Regions from separate parts of the Homo sapiens genome. Here regions 1, 2, 4 and 5 are each linked to region 3. Evidence: chromatin contacts called from ENCODE Hi-C or POLR2A ChIA-PET data. All regions are on one chromosome and are shown on one strand. The core of a region is the stretch at or near the end of the contact, and the rest is flanking DNA. Distances in the headings are between cores, read along the strand shown.

Region 1 (2,983 bases), core at 146-2,645, 860 kb after region 3:
AAACCATAGAGCGAGGGGAGGAATACAGAGGTTTTTCTAGGAGGCTACAAGCTGCTTTACAGTGCACAATGACCTAGGAATACTTCCTCCAGCAGGAGAAACTTTATACAAATAAAAATACGTAAACACACACAAACCCGTCTTCACAAAACACCTTCTAGTACAAATAACCTAGTAAAAGTCTTTTTATAGACACTAGGTGCAAATTTCTGACAACAGCTTAACATAAGCCACCTGGGCCTTGGATAAATTGAACAGTAAATGTACACTAATGCTAACAGAAAACTTACTACACAGTCACGTCTCAACTATTCATACCAATGAAGAGAAGTAACAACATAGAAAATAAACTGTTTATTACACAAACTCTATAACTGTTTTTAAGCAATGTTTCCCATAAAAATTATTAAATGAAATTTGCATTTTCCAAGCATACAATTCAATTTGCGTTTTCCAAACATACAATTCAATAGGACTAGACTCCATTACCAGTAAGCCACAAGCTGACCAAGCAATGAGGGTGTTACACAACCACACTATTCTATTTCATAGGAGCAGTCGTAGTGTAGCTATCTGGCTATTTTCTACAATAAACCATCCATTACCGTCGCATTTCTCCTCGTAAATGGCTCTCTCAGTAAGATAAATGAGTGTCAACGTCTTTCGGTCTCAGTTTCCTGCACTGTAAAATGGTAATAATAACTACTAAGTTGTCTTACTGTGAAGTCTGATGATAATGAATATAAAGGACTTGGAAATATGCAGGGCGCTTCGCCGATATTCACAATATGCTACCTGTCGTTATTTTCCACACAACAACTTTTACTTGTTAACTCTCTGCAAGTTTAGATTGCATCTGGATTCTCCAAACTTTGAGGCCCTCATAATCGATTAACAAATTACTCCTATGTGGTATCCCCATTTGTAACCGTCCTCTCGGCGTCCCTTTACTCAACTTCAAATCTTTTCCAGTTAAAGCGTAAGCCCCAGAGCCTTCCCGACAGCGCCCCGGCATCCTGCACGGCCCTGGCTAGGACGTCCTTCCTCCCAGCCCACAGGGGCCACGCTTCAAACTCGGGGCGTAGCCCCCCGCGCTGGCCTCGCCCAGCGTCTCGGCCACGCATCCCCCGGATCCCCGGCTGTGGCGGCAGCGCTCGCTCTGCCTCGCAAAGCCCCGCCGCGAACAGCCGAGTAACTTTCCGAGTCCCGCTCTAGCCTCAGGTTCCCGGACCACAGCACTGGCGCGCACCGGCCCCCCTGCGGCCTGGGGGAGCGGCCCGAAGCTCCTGGCTCCAGCGCACTGACCTGCAAGTGATCTGCTTGGTGCTCATGGTGGCTGGGCTGAGGGACCGTCGTCGTGCCGCCGCCTCTCGCAGCCGCTGCCGCCTCGGCCTTGGCCCTGGCCCGGCCCATCCCGCGTAGCCGCGTCACGCCGGCGCACGCCGGCGCACGCCGCCCCTCCGGTGTGGCACCTTTGTAGCGCCGGCGGGTAACCTAGCCGTCGTCACAATTGGTTCCGCACCGGGGATCGGGCCGGCTGTCCCGGCATCCCTGCTCTCGGTGTCCCGCACTTCCAAGCCTCCGGGGCGGAGCCTGGCTGGCATCTTAGTCCTGCCAGTCTTATCCCGATGCCTACTGTTAGTGCCTGCGATTCTGCCCCGATCGCCAAGAGTATTCCTTAGGGATCTCCCGCCTCCTTCGAGGCACTTCACCACTCCTGGGGAAACTCCAGCCTCTCCTCTTAATCCCGGATGCCCCTATCCATTCATACTCGCACTCACTGGGCACCCTTCTCAGGCCCTGCCTCAACTGTTCCCGCCGGACCTCGCCTCCCACTTAAGGAAATTCCTTAGCTCTCTCCCAACTGCTCTTTCCCCAAATCTCTACTTCCACAAGTTTTAGTCTTCATTTTCTTTCCTGCCAGTCTTGTGCTGCTCGTCTTCCATTTCCTATGGTGGAAACCCCAAAAGTTATTTTTGACACTTCCCTCTAGCTCTCTATACCCTGCAGATTCTGCTCCCACACCTCTGTCCAATGCGTCCTCTTCTGCCCCCTTTCCACCGTCCCTTCTACCTAGCACCATGCGATACCTTTTTTTTTAATTATTATTATTTTATTTTTTATTTTTTTGAGACGGAGTTTCTCTCTTGTTGCCCAGGCTGGAGTGCAGTGGGGCGATCTCGGCTCACTGCAACCTCCGCCTCCCGGGTTCAAGCGATTCTCCTGCCTCTCAGCCTTCCACGTAGCTGGAATTACAGGCGTGCACGCCTGGCCAGCCATGCGATAGCCTTTTAACTGGTCTTCTGGCTTCCGTTCCTGGTAAAAATCTATTTTTAAAACATAAATCGGATCATGTCATTCACCTTTTAATCTTACAATGGTTTCTCATTGCTTAAAAACTCGAGATACATAACATGCACAATATAAGTGCACCAAACACATTCTATGAATTTTTGCACATGCATACACTCATGAAACTACCACCCAGATCAAAATAAAGAATTTTTTGTTTTGTTTTGAGGCAGGGTCTTGCTCTGTCGCCCAGGCTGGAGTGCAGTGGCGCCATCATAGTTCAAGCAGTCCTCTGCCTTAACCTCCCCAGCAGCTGGGAATACAGGTGCGCGACACCATGCTCGACTAAACTTCAAAATGCTGGAGTAAGGAGAGGTTGAGCCGGAAGGATCCTTTGAGCATAGTTCACTGCAGTCGAGGCTGCAGGGGGTGGGTGGGGGCTGGATATTATCGACACCCCAGAAGGGCTTCCTTATGGTCCTTCCCAGGCAATACTTTACAAAGGTCATTGCTTGGGTTCATCTCTATCACTATAAATTAGTTTAACTGTTCTTGACTTTCATATAAATAATAATTCAGTACCTACGCTTTTGTCTGCCTTCTTTTGACCAACATTTTATCTGTGAGATCTTTCCATGTTATGTATGTATAGCTGTATGTTCTTTTTTTACTTTGCTATAAAAATATTGAG
Region 2 (2,897 bases), core at 304-2,803, 940 kb after region 3:
TCCCATCTACTTTAAGTCTTCTCTAGATTACTTAGAATACCTAATACAATGTAAATACTAAATAATTGTTATATATATATATTTTTAAATTTCTTTTTCCAAATATTTTTGATGCAACATTGGTTGAATCCACAGATTCGGAACCTGATAGCGAGAGCTGACTGTACTATCCTCATTCCACAGATATGAAAGAAGAGCGGTGCCTGAGGTGCACAAAAACATATAGGAAAGACTGGGTCAGTTGTCAAGAGGTTTGGGATGCAAAGGTTGGTTTGGAATTGGAGTCACTGCAGGTTATTTAGAATGATGATTGAAAAATGCAGATTAAGAAAATTAAACCTGGGAGTGGTACATCACACAGTGGCCCTCAAGCTTACCTACCCTTAACTCCTCATGCCCAGGCCTCACCTGCAATCAATTACATCAGAATTTCCTGGGTGGACCCAGCTGATTTTAACATATAGCTAACCACTGGTAACAGCAAGGTCTATTCAAATTCACTTAATCCCAGTAGCCCCCGGAGGTAAAGACTATTTTTATTTCCATTGTACAGATGTGGAAAGTGACTCGGAGGGGCCGGGCGCACCCCTGAGAAATCTTTACTTCTTATTTCCCCAACCTGCGCAACCTGACTCCAGAGCTGCATATTCTTACTTTCTATTAAAAGCAGAGTCTGTTTCTTATTCTTCCCTCGAGCACACAGGCTAACACCTCTTAGGTGATGGTAAATGTCTATTAGAAAAACAAAAAAGGGAGAGGTGGCTCCATTTAATTTTCCAACCTTCCTGGACTAGGTGCCAAACAAACCTGGTTAAAAAACCTCCTACCCAGCAAATCTCACCTTCTCCCAACCAAAACACGCTTCAAGCTCCATCTGCGCACCTCCTGGGCTTAGGGAGGCAAGGATGAAAGGCACAAGGTAAACAATCCTGCCTCTGGGGAGCTTTCAAGTTAGAACCTGAGAATAAGCCATATAAACAGATGACCAGCCTTTGAAAGTTGTTGTCAGGATTAAATGCATAATTTTGCAGAAGGCGTTTCGTTCGGGGCCTACCACGTGGAAAGCGCTCACCAGACGACAGCTGCAAATAAAATAAACTGCGCACCCCAACAGCGTTAGGGGCCCCGCCAATTCCTAACTCCCTGTCTTACCCCTTTGCTTCTTTCCTTGACTACCCCCACACCCGACCGAACTCCACCAGAGGCTGCGGCTCCTCTCGGGCATTGTCAGCTGCACCTTGCGCCCCAGCCCCACCAGCCCTGAACAAGGCGCCGGCGTTTCCAAGAACCAAGGGCTGCAGGCGCACGAGGAAAGCGCGGAGGAGTCAGTGACCGGGCGCACTCGGAAGCCTGGCTCCCCGTCCCGGCACTGTCTCGGCCGGCTGTGCGACCCCAGCACAGTACCTAGGCCCTTTCCTCTCTCGCCCTGGAGGACTTTCGGAAGAGCGAGATTTCCTTTCGCTGCAAAACACCAAACTCGGAAAGGGCCGCGCTTTCCTCGCCCAGGGCCCTTACCTTTCTTGGCCCCACGCGCTCGCCGTTACCCCGGCAACGCCGGCCGTGGGGCGGACACCGCTGCCGTCAAGCAGTGCGGCCGCAAAGCCAGCCGAGTGCGCAGCCGCAGAGCTCCCGTCGGGACTTGGCGGAGTGCGCCTGCGCACGGCCGGCTGGCGGGTGTTCTGTGCGCCAGCTCTGCCACTGCGGAGTATGAGGCGGAGGCTGCGTGCGCGCTTTGCTGCTCTCTGCAGGATTGTACGGAAGCCAGAACGATCCTGCAAGACGCATTTTACAGATGAGATGCAGTTACCCGTCAAATGTCACATAGTCACGTGGGAGGTGGGAGAGACCTAGAATCTTCGGCCCTCGGTGGATGGGATGTTTGAGGCGACCGACAGGACTTTATTAAATGGCCCTGAGGAAACTGATCTCATCTTTCTCAATGTAGAAAGAGGATCACAGCAGCGCACCTGTGTACGCTGCAGCATGCGGGGAACTTGCAAGGACGTTTTCTCTGGCAGACACCTGGCCAGAAGCCTCTGTGTGCCCAGACTGCCTGTGCAGTTAAGGGACAATAGGCGGCAGGTCCACCTGCTCTGCATCCCCATTTTCCCCCCTCACTGGCTGCGTGAGCTTGAATGACTGACAACCTTTCTGAGCTTGAGTTTACTGAAAAATGGGCCATCAGAATTACGGGAGATGAGCAAAACTGGAGTGCAATAGGAAGTGTAAGTTTCTCCTGACCTGGTTATTTTAAAGGAGCCCTGTGGGGAGTCCAATATATACTTTCCCAAATATGAATCACAGGAGTTCCACCACACAGACTAAGCAGGAGGCAAAGGAGGATGGCAAGGAAGTGTGGCAAATACTGCTGGAGAGATTCATGGTGCTAGATGTGATGATGGATGTTGAATTTTGGACTTCTGCCAATGTTCTTGCCTCCATTCCTTCACGCATGCTGTTGCCTCTATGTTCCCTCCCCTCTGTTAGCTGCAGTAATTCCTGGTCAGCCTTTAGGTCTCAGCTCAAATATCACCTCTTCCAGGAGACTTCTTGCCTTCCCAGACCTGCTTGGGTGACTTGCCTCTGTGCTCTGCAGTAGTCTGGCATGGCATGTGTTGTCCCTGTTTTTCTGGCCCTTTTTATTTTTTGAGACGGAGCCTGGCTCTGTCGCCCAGGCTGGAATGCAGTGGCACCATCTCAGCTCACTTACCTCACTGCAATCTCTGCCTCCCAGGTTCAGGTGATTCTCCTGCCTCAGCCTCCCGAGTAGCTCGGATTACAGGCGCCTGCCACCACGCCCGGCTGATTGTTATATTTTTAGTAGAAACGGGGTTTCACCACGTTGGCCAGGCTGGTCTCAAACTCCTGACCTCAAGCGATCCTCCCGCCTCGGCCTC
Region 3 (2,861 bases), core at 90-2,589:
AATACCCTCTGAGGCTGCCTTTTCCGCGCAAGTCTGTTTTTTGTTTCTTCAAAGGGAGCCCGTTGGAATTCCCCTCCCAGAGCACCTGGTTCCACACAGGGCCGACCCTCACCCCCTTAGTTCTGGTTATCTCCAGAGATTTCCCCCAACACACACATTCCCTGGTCTAGGGCCCTCAGGCTTCGAGGGTGACCCCAAACACCCCGCATCACCATCCAAAAGCCCCATGATCCCTGAGGGGCAGGCTCAGCCTATGCGGGCCTCGCTGAAGCCCAGTGCGGTGTCTATGCCCAACCCAGGGGCCGCCGCCTCCAAAAAGCCTTCCTAGCCTTACTGACATTTATCCTCTCCTTCCTGGTCACCCAGTGGCATCGTTGTGTGTCTTCCTGGTTACAGTCAGCATCCACTTCCTGCACTCCTCAGACAGCCGGCCAGTGCACCCTCACCCCACCCTTTCCTGACCTCCCGCTAGGCTGGGCCTTCTCTGCAAGGCTAGATTCATATTTTAGCGGCACCAAGCAGTCAGGTGCCTGCTGACGCATGCCTTCATGCAATTCACGACAGACAGCTAAAAGCCACAGAGCACAGCGCGGAATCTAAGGCCTTCCATTGGTGTGCAGGTGGATTCCGCGGTGCTAAACTTTCTTTTGTGGGTGTGGGGGCCGTGGAGGGGGTTGTGCTCTGGCAGCGTTGGCGCCCTAAATGACCTATAGGTAACCTCTAATGGCTTCCGCAGGGGGTGCAGTGCGGAGGACAAGAGCTTGGGGCTCTCTGGCTGAGTGATCTGGGGGCCATTCAACCGGTTTTTTCCTGGAGAAATGGGAATCTTAAGGCCTCTCTGGAAAGGGTGTGAGGGGGTCGAGGGGGAGCGGGCCCCGGGCCTTCAGCGCTTCAGCAGGTGGCTTCCCTTTGCGAGCCCGGGGTCCCTCTTCTGGGAAGCATGGGCTGGGACAAGGCAGGCGCCGGTTTTCTGCATCCCAAATGTCCTGGGGCATGTGTCCCTTCCTTGCTGACCGTGGGTCCGGGCCAGAGCGCAAGGTCCAAAGCCGGCGGCTTGGCTCCACCGCCAGGGGCAAATACCAGGGCGGGATGCGTGCTGCGGGGCGCCCCGGGGGCTCCCCCTTGGGACTTCTAGGGTCCAGGGGTCCCCGCGGGCGCGCCCCAAGCCTTCTCCCTCAGCTCCGGGGGCCCGGGCGCGCGCCCATCCCCCAGCCCCGCGTCCCTGCGCGAGGGCCGGGCTGGGGGTGGGGTCGCCGCGAGCTCGGCCCCCAGAGTTCCCGCGCTCAGGCCCAGGAAGCGGCGGCCGCCGACGGCCCTCGCCCCGCCCCCGCGCTCATCACCTGCTGGCCTGGCGCGCGCGCGGGCGGGAGCGGAGGGCAACGGGGCGGCGCGGGCGGCCGGGCGCAGGGTCGCGGGAGGTGACGCGCGGCGAGGATGGCGGCGCGGGGCCGGGGGCTGCTGCTGCTGACGCTGTCGGTGCTGTTGGCGGCGGGCCCCTCCGCCGCTGCGGCCAAGCTCAACATCCCCAAAGTGCTGCTGCCCTTCACGCGGGCCACGCGCGTTAACTTCACGCTGGAGGCCTCGGAGGGCTGCTACCGCTGGTGAGGCGCGCGGCCGGGCCGGGCGGGCGCCGTGGGCCGGGCTGGGCCTTCGCGCTGAGAGGCTGGGCGGGCGCCGGGAGGCCGGCAGAGCCGGCAGGTGCGCGGCGCGCTCTCGCTGGGCGCTAGGCTGCAGCACTCGGAGCGGCGGGTGCGCGTGGGTCGCCACCACTGCTCATGTCATGGCGCCGTCCGGGCCTCCGCGCCGCTGAGGCGCGAGCAGAGCGGGCGCAGCCTGGCGGCCGTGACCCGCGTGTTCTGGGTTGTGCGGGAGGAGGGGTGGCCTGGGGAGCGGCGTCTGGGACCGCAGGGCCCAAGCCGGCCGGGCCCGAGCCGGCCTGACCCGGGAGGGGGCGCCGGGGCAGCTGGGCCGCACTTCCCTTGAGTCTGGGACCCCAGCTCGGGTTTGTCTGTGACCGCCCTCGCCCTGGCGTGGGAAGTGAGTCTGTGAAACGAAGCGCAGCGCCTAGCGTCGCGGGGAGGAACGGAGACCCTGGAGGAAAGGAGTTTTGGAGGGAAGCCCAGGGGCCGCTTTACAGAGGCGAAGTGAGACGAGGCAGGCCGGCGCTTCCCCTCAGGCTGCCTCGGCGCGGGTCCTGATGCTCAGGGCATTTCCATCACCCTCCCTCTCGGGTTGGGAGTTCTCCAAGGGGTCGGATGCGGAGTGTGACCCTGTGGAACCACAGGGACCCATGAAACCAGAGACCGACACTGACAGGGCGGTGCAGTCCAGCCCTTCCATTTTGCAGACCAGGGGAAATGGAGCTCCTGCCCCTGGCAAGGCTGCGTGGGCACGACTGAGCGCCCTTAGCTTCCCAGCCCAGCCGTCCTAGGGGTGAAAAGATGGGCTTCCGCCCTTCCCACCCCCAGGATGCTCAGTAGTTGCTCCCTTTATTTCTGTTTCAAGACTGGGTCAAGGTTGAGGCAGAACGGGGTGTGACCACGTGACAGCCATGTGTGTAAGCCTGGACATGTGTGTGTCAAGCCTGTTTGAGTATTAGTCTGTGCGTGTATGTAAGTGTGATGCCCGAAGCTCAGACCAGCCAGCTTTCTCTGTTGCTTGCACTATTTGCCCTATTTCTTTCTTTCTTTTTTTTTTTTTTTTTTTTTTTTTGAGACGGAGTTTTGCTTTGTCGTCCATGCTGACGTGCAGTGGTGCGATTTCGGCTCACTGCAACCTCCACCTCCCGGGTTCAAGCGATTCTCCCGCCTCGTAGCTGGGATTACAGGTGCAGGCCACCTGGCTAATTTTGTTTGTTTGTT
Region 4 (2,753 bases), core at 233-2,732, 730 kb before region 3:
AACAGCCACAGCCTCCTTCCCAGCCTGAATCCATTCCCCTGTCAGTCACTAGGCTCTTTCTGTGCATCTTGGCCATCCTTGTCCCACCTTGGCCAGCGCCTTTAGTCTGAGTCCCGCACCCTCCCCATGGTGCACAGTGATGTTCTGGTGCTCACTGCCTCTGCATTCCAGAGGACTTAGGCCCCAGGTCCCAGTGTTCTCCCACCTCTGTGCCCTGTGGGGTCCAGCCCTGTTCTCTTGGGCAACCCCTTGCCCCTTTAAGCCTCTGCTCAGGCGGGACCTGTTTTGAGCAGCCTTTCTTGCCTCCACTGTCCTCAGGGCTGGGCAATGGCTTGCCTCTGAGCTCCTGTTCCACCCTGTACTCATCACGCTGAGTCGTAGCTCTGTCTCTTCCCCTGCAGGAGCCTGAGCTCCTAAGAGCAAAGACTGTCCTCGCTCCATCCCTCCTTCATGACTGGGTCATGGCCTGGTCTCCAGGAGATCCCAGTGGAAGTTTACTGAACAGTGTGCTGGGTGAATGGCTTCTCAGAAAGGGACGGTTGTCAGAACTCAGAGTCCCTCTGTCCCTGAAGTGGTGACAGAGAGGGTGCGCCCAGAGATCATGGCAGGAATGGACATGAGAGCTCGCAGGCCACCCCCAACCTGGGGAATGGCTTTTCACATTTTTAAAGGGTTATAAGAATGAGAAGAATAAAGAATATGTGATGGAGGCCACGCATGACCCTTTACAGAACAAGCTTGTGGGCCCCTGCACTAGAGGAAGTCTGTATGCTGAGGCCCAGGGGCCAGCCCTCAGCCGCACGCCCATGCCTGACTCCTCTAAGAGTTACGTGACTCTGTCCTTGCCTGTCCTGCGCCCCTCTCACCACTTCACTCCCCAGGGAAGATCTTGGCCTTGGCCACTGCACGCTGTTGGGGAGCACACTGGGAGTCCTGAACTGTCAGTGCTTTCTAGGGCGTGTGAGCAGACATAGGTTATATGTTGAGACACAGGCTCTACTGATGGACAGTTACCTGAATTGTAAATCCTGGTTCTTGTCACTTACCAGCCATCAGCTCTTAAGTGACTTTGTCTCTCAGTCTCAGTCACTGCTATCAGTGATGACAGCACAGAATATAGGCTAGTGGATGAAAGTGTGGGCTCTGGCCCTTACGAGCTGTGTGACTTTAGGCAAATCATTTACCCCGTCTGTGGTGTTCATCTGTAAAATGGAAACAATAATAAGACCTACCTTGTGGGTTTGTTGAAAAAATTAAATAATAACATATAAAGCACTGAAGATAGGCTGGGCGCAGTGGCTCATGCCTGTAATTCCAGCACTTTCGGAGGCCAAGGCAGGTGGATCATTTGAGGTCAGAAGTTTGAGACCAGCCAGGCCAATATGGTGACACCCCATCTCTACCAAAAATATAAAAATTAGCTGGGCATGGTGGCGGGTACCTGTAGTCCCAGCTACTCAGGAGACAGGCACGAGAATCACTTGAATCCGGGAGGTGGAGGTTGTAGTGAGCTGAGATCACACCAGGGCACTCCAGCCTGGGCAACAGAGTGAGACTCCGTCTCAGGGGGATAAAAAAACAAAAAACACCGAGAATAGTGTCTGGGACAGAGAATGTTCCATAAATGTTAGCTAGTGCTTGTAGTAAGAAAAGGGGAGCAGCCGGGCACGGTGGCTCACGCCTGTAATCCCAGCCCTTTGGGAGGTTGAGGCGAGTGCATCACCTGAGGTCAGGAGTTCGAGACCAGCCTGGCCAACATGGTGAAACCCCCGTCTCTACTAAAAATACAAAAATTAGCCGGGCGTGGTGGCAGGCACCTGTAATCCCAGCTACTCAGGAGGCTGAGGCAGGAGAATTGCTTAAACCCAGGAGGCAGAGGTTGCAGCGAGCCAAGATTGCACCACTGTACTCCAGCCTGGGCGACAGAGCGAGACTCTGTCTCAAAAAAAAAAAAGGGAGAAAAAGCACCCCAGCTGGTAGGTGTGTTCTGAGGGTTCACCAGGTACCAGGCATGCGGCACTGAGCATGGTGCCTGGCCCGGTGCTGAGGAACTGGATGCCTTTGTTGTAAACGGTGGCCGTGTCCTCTGGTGCAGATGGTGAAAGGCTTTTCTAACCGTGCTCGGAAAGCCCGACTTGCTGAGCCCCAGCTGCGGGAAGAAAATGACCTGGGCCTGTTTGGCTACTGGCAGACAGAGGAGTATCAGCCCCCAGTGGCCGTGGACGGGAAGGTAAGGGCAGCATCAGAAGGGCTCAGGACCAGGCCGCCTTGTTCCCCTGCTGGCCAAATGCTGACTTGCTCACCCGACACAGGTGCCCCGGAACGAGTTTGGGAATGTGTACCTCTTCCTGCCCAGCATGATGCCTATTGGCTGTGTCCAGCTGAACCTGCCCAATCTACACCGCGTGGCCCGCAAGCTGGACATCGACTGTGTCCAGGCCATCACTGGCTTTGATTTCCATGGCGGCTACTCCCATCCCGTGTGCGTGAGGGGCCTTCGATGGAGGCTAAACACAGGGATGGGGAGGGGTGGCTCCAGAGATGGGGATGGAAAGCTGGCATGGGGCTGCTGGGAGTTGAGGCCTGGTGGCTCCAATTTTCAGGATGTTACACTGGATTTGCAAAGTCAGTGCTTTACCAATTCTGGCTTCCCTCCAGAGGGAACGGAGCCAATGAAACTGGCATCGTAATGCTGGATTAAAACGTTCTTCCCAGGTTTAGGGACTCACAGGCTAGTGAGCAAAAAACAGTCA
Region 5 (2,728 bases), core at 105-2,604, 580 kb after region 3:
TCATATTTGCACTAGCACTGTACGGACATTCCCATTTCTCTGTCCTAGTGAGTGTGAAATGGTATCTCACTGCAGTTCCAGTTTGTATTTCCCTGATGGCTAATGATGTGGATCATTTCATGTGTTCATTGGCCACAGAGAAATGTCTATTTGGATTCTTTACCCATTTTTCAATTGGGTTATTTGTCTTTATAGGTTTGTTGTTGTTGAGACAGAGTCTTGCTCTGTCACTCAGGCTGGAGTGCAGTGGCATTATCACAGCTAACTGCAGTCTAGAACTGCTGGGCTCACGTGATCATCCCAGCTCAGCCTCTCGAGTAACTGGGACTACAGGCATGCGCCACCAGCCCCAGCTAATTATTTTATTTTTTGTAGAGACAGGGTCTTACTATGTTGCCTAGGCCGGTCTTGAACTCCTGGGCTCAAGCAAATCTCCCACCTCAGACTCCCAAAGTATTGGAATTATAGGTGTGAACCATAGTGCTCAGCCAATTTGCACAATAATCTTAAATACAAAAGCTAAGCAAAACAAATCAAGAGCATCTTTAAAAACTAGGCAGTCTGGGAGGCAGGGGCTGCCGTGAGCCGTGAGATGGCACCTTTGCATTCCAGCCTAGGTGACAGAGGGAGGCCCTGTCTAAAAAAAACCAAAAACCAAAAAACAAAACAAAACAAAAAACATCTAGGCAGTAGCTCGTGCCCGTAATCCCAGCTACTCAGGAGGCTGAGGCGAGAGAATCGTTTGAGCCCAGGAGTTCAAGACCAGCCTGGGCAACAGAGTGAGACCCCATTTCTAAAAAATGAACAAAGAAAAACTAGGCAGTTTCGCCCAGTGGTTAGAAGCGTGGAGTTTGGAGTCAAGTCTCCAAATTTCATCTTCCACATATGCAAAATGGAGACAATAATAGGGGTACGTTATAGAATTGTGGTAGGCATAGTGAACTCCATCGCATGTTAGCTGTTTTCGTTACTATTTACTGTCTAAATTCGGTGATGAAATTATTAGGAAGTCTCTGTCTTGTTCTCTTCTGACCACTAAGAGGCGCACTTCGGAGTAGAAGAAACGCGGGCGGAAATAGCCCAAAAGCGGATTGGCTTCGACTTCTGGCGGAAGTAAATTCCTCCCTCCACCAGGTCTTATTAGCTCAGAAAGAATTCCAAATTTCTACGTAGTCCCAAGGATAGGTAGAATACATTTCTCAGTCCTATTCCTAGTTATTATTGTCTATTAAAACATGTATACTCAGAATTTTTGCGGCATTATTTTTTGACGTGTCTTTATTTTATTTAAAAGAGCCGGAGCCGGAAGTGCTTGCCTTTTTCCCTGCTAGGACCCAGGGGTTACGACCCATCAGCCCTTGCGCGCCACCGTCCCTTCTCTCTTCCTCGGCGCTGCCTACGGAGGTGGCAGCCATCTCCTTCTCGGTAAGTGTTAATCCGTGGCAATCCGCATTCCTGCGGGATTCATCTGGCCCCGTCGCCCAGTGGTGCGGAGGCCTCCCCTTCAGCGCGGTAGTGTCTGTGGGTATTGTTATTGTCAGCTTACTGGAGCGTGTACAGGAACAGAACGAAGCCGCCGAGTTGATAGGGCTTTGCGTCCCAGAGCCTCCTGCCCTCCGCCTGTATTCAGAGCTGCGGGCTGCTTGTTTGTTCCTTGGCGGTGGAGGGTGCTAGTTGAGGCCAGACTTCGGGGTCTCCTGGGGGCCGTGGGACGACCAGGGGTGGCCCAGCTTGACAGCTTTCAGCTGGGATCTGTGGATCCCAGCGCTCACCAATGTCGGCCCACGTGTATTCGTTCATGCCATGGCCGGCTTCTTCCGCTGCAGTCTCTGGCCCGAGGGCTGCTGCTGCGGGACCGCCAAGGAAAGACGAGCTGTAGGTCGGCTGGTCCAGCTGCAGGCAGAAATTCTGGTAGTATCTCTGGGAATATGAAGATGCAACTGCCCCCACCTTGCCTTCGAGGATATCATGGGCCAGAAGGCAGAGTCGTTTTGAATACGTGGTTCATTGAGTACCCACTCTGGGCCAGTTGATGGCTGCGAAGAGAGCAGAAGGGGTGCTGCTGTAGGAAATCAATGGCTCGGAAGACCACACTGAGGAAGGTGTGAGTTGATACTGGAAGATCTCCAGGTTTGAGGCATCTTCAGAGGTATATGGTGGTTTTGTGTGTGTTGAGGGTGTGGTAGCGCAGCAGCTCCCTAGGGAATTAGAAGGTTTTATTGAACATTTACCCTGTGACAGGCACTGCAGGCATTCAGCGCGCAGTGTCATCTTCATTTTACAGGTGAGGAAAAGACTCAGGTTCAAGTAGATGGTCAAGGCCAGTACTACCGGAAGGACCATCTGGGGGTTCGGACACTGGTGGGGTGGGATTTGCTGCCCCTTGCAAATTGAGAGTGTCTTGGGGTCAGTTTTGATTTGCTCAGCTGTTGGCATTCTTTGGGCTCTGAGTGGGTGAGGTGACCCTTGACCTCCTGGGATCGCATCTGGAGAGTGCCTAGTATTCTGCCAGCTTCGGAAAGGGAGGGAAAGCAAGCCTGGCAGAGGCACCCATTCCATTCCCAGCTTGCTCCGTAGCTGGCGATTGGAAGACACTCTGCGACAGTGTTCAGTCCCTGGGCAGGAAAGCCTCCTTCCAGGATTCTTCCTCACCTGGGGCCGCTTCTTCCCCAAAAGGCATCATGGCCGCCCTCAGACCCCTTGTGAAGCCCAAGATCGTCAAAAAGAG

What was found. Hi-C counts contacts between places; a loop is a spot of excess contacts on that map. ChIA-PET counts read pairs that join two places held with the same protein, here RNA polymerase II (POLR2A). Pooled maps may share reads with other maps.
Region 1: a pooled map shows a loop between it and region 3 (19-fold over the local background). The contact joins the promoter of MKRN2 here to the promoter of NUP210 in region 3. A Hi-C loop is called at or near these places in 2 of 37 single-sample maps with no recorded cell type and 11 of 50 pooled maps.
Region 2: a loop to region 3 is called in a pooled map, with 12 times the contacts of the local background. The contact joins the promoter of TSEN2 here to the promoter of NUP210 in region 3. A Hi-C loop is called at or near these places in 6 of 50 pooled maps. POLR2A ChIA-PET finds 5 or more read pairs at or near these places in 2 of 52 experiments (H1 and HEK293T).
Region 4: a loop to region 3 is called in a pooled map, with 2.8 times the contacts of the local background. The contact joins the promoter of XPC-AS1 here to the promoter of NUP210 in region 3. A Hi-C loop is called at or near these places in 1 of 37 single-sample maps with no recorded cell type and 6 of 50 pooled maps. POLR2A ChIA-PET finds 5 or more read pairs at or near these places in 1 of 52 experiments (T-cell).
Region 5: a pooled map shows a loop between it and region 3 (9-fold over the local background). The contact joins the promoter of RPL32 here to the promoter of NUP210 in region 3. A Hi-C loop is called at or near these places in 1 of 168 maps with a recorded cell type or tissue (B cell), 4 of 37 single-sample maps with no recorded cell type and 13 of 50 pooled maps. POLR2A ChIA-PET finds 5 or more read pairs at or near these places in 4 of 52 experiments (activated CD4-positive, alpha-beta T cell, activated CD4-positive, alpha-beta memory T cell and activated naive CD4-positive, alpha-beta T cell).

The regions. Positions count from the first base shown.
Region 1 is chr3:12,555,499-12,558,481 of GRCh38, reverse strand. MKRN2 (makorin ring finger protein 2) reads right to left here and starts at 1,395. Exons shown (of 8, transcript NM_014160.5): 1 at 1,306-1,395. The coding sequence starts at 1,331. It also overlaps a transcript of MKRN2OS not described here. RefSeq lists enhancers at 676-735, 645-1,168, 1,556-1,615, 1,666-1,775 and a silencer at 1,296-1,385.
Region 2 is chr3:12,483,136-12,486,032 of GRCh38, reverse strand. TSEN2 (tRNA splicing endonuclease subunit 2) reads right to left here and starts at 1,553. Exons shown (of 12, transcript NM_025265.4): 1 at 1,153-1,553. RefSeq lists an enhancer at 1,210-1,629.
Region 3 is chr3:13,418,800-13,421,660 of GRCh38, reverse strand. It overlaps NUP210 (nucleoporin 210), which reads left to right and starts at 1,339. Exons shown (of 40, transcript NM_024923.4): 1 at 1,339-1,601. The coding sequence starts at 1,435. RefSeq lists silencers at 1,105-1,504, 1,555-2,124.
Region 4 is chr3:14,148,291-14,151,043 of GRCh38, reverse strand. XPC-AS1 (XPC antisense RNA 1) reads right to left here and starts at 1,482. Exons shown (of 2, transcript XR_001740603.2): 1 at 1,442-1,482; 2 at 1-1,202. XPC (XPC complex subunit, DNA damage recognition and repair factor) reads left to right here. Exons shown (of 16, transcript NM_004628.5): 12 at 2,096-2,230; 13 at 2,313-2,482. RefSeq lists enhancers at 1-189, 1,807-2,491.
Region 5 is chr3:12,840,191-12,842,918 of GRCh38, reverse strand. It overlaps RPL32 (ribosomal protein L32), which reads left to right and starts at 1,354. Exons shown (of 4, transcript NM_000994.4): 1 at 1,354-1,425; 2 at 2,677-2,728. The coding sequence starts at 2,682. SNORA7A (small nucleolar RNA, H/ACA box 7A) reads left to right here and starts at 2,469; the gene lies at 2,469-2,607. RefSeq lists enhancers at 776-1,025, 1,119-2,055, 2,056-2,728.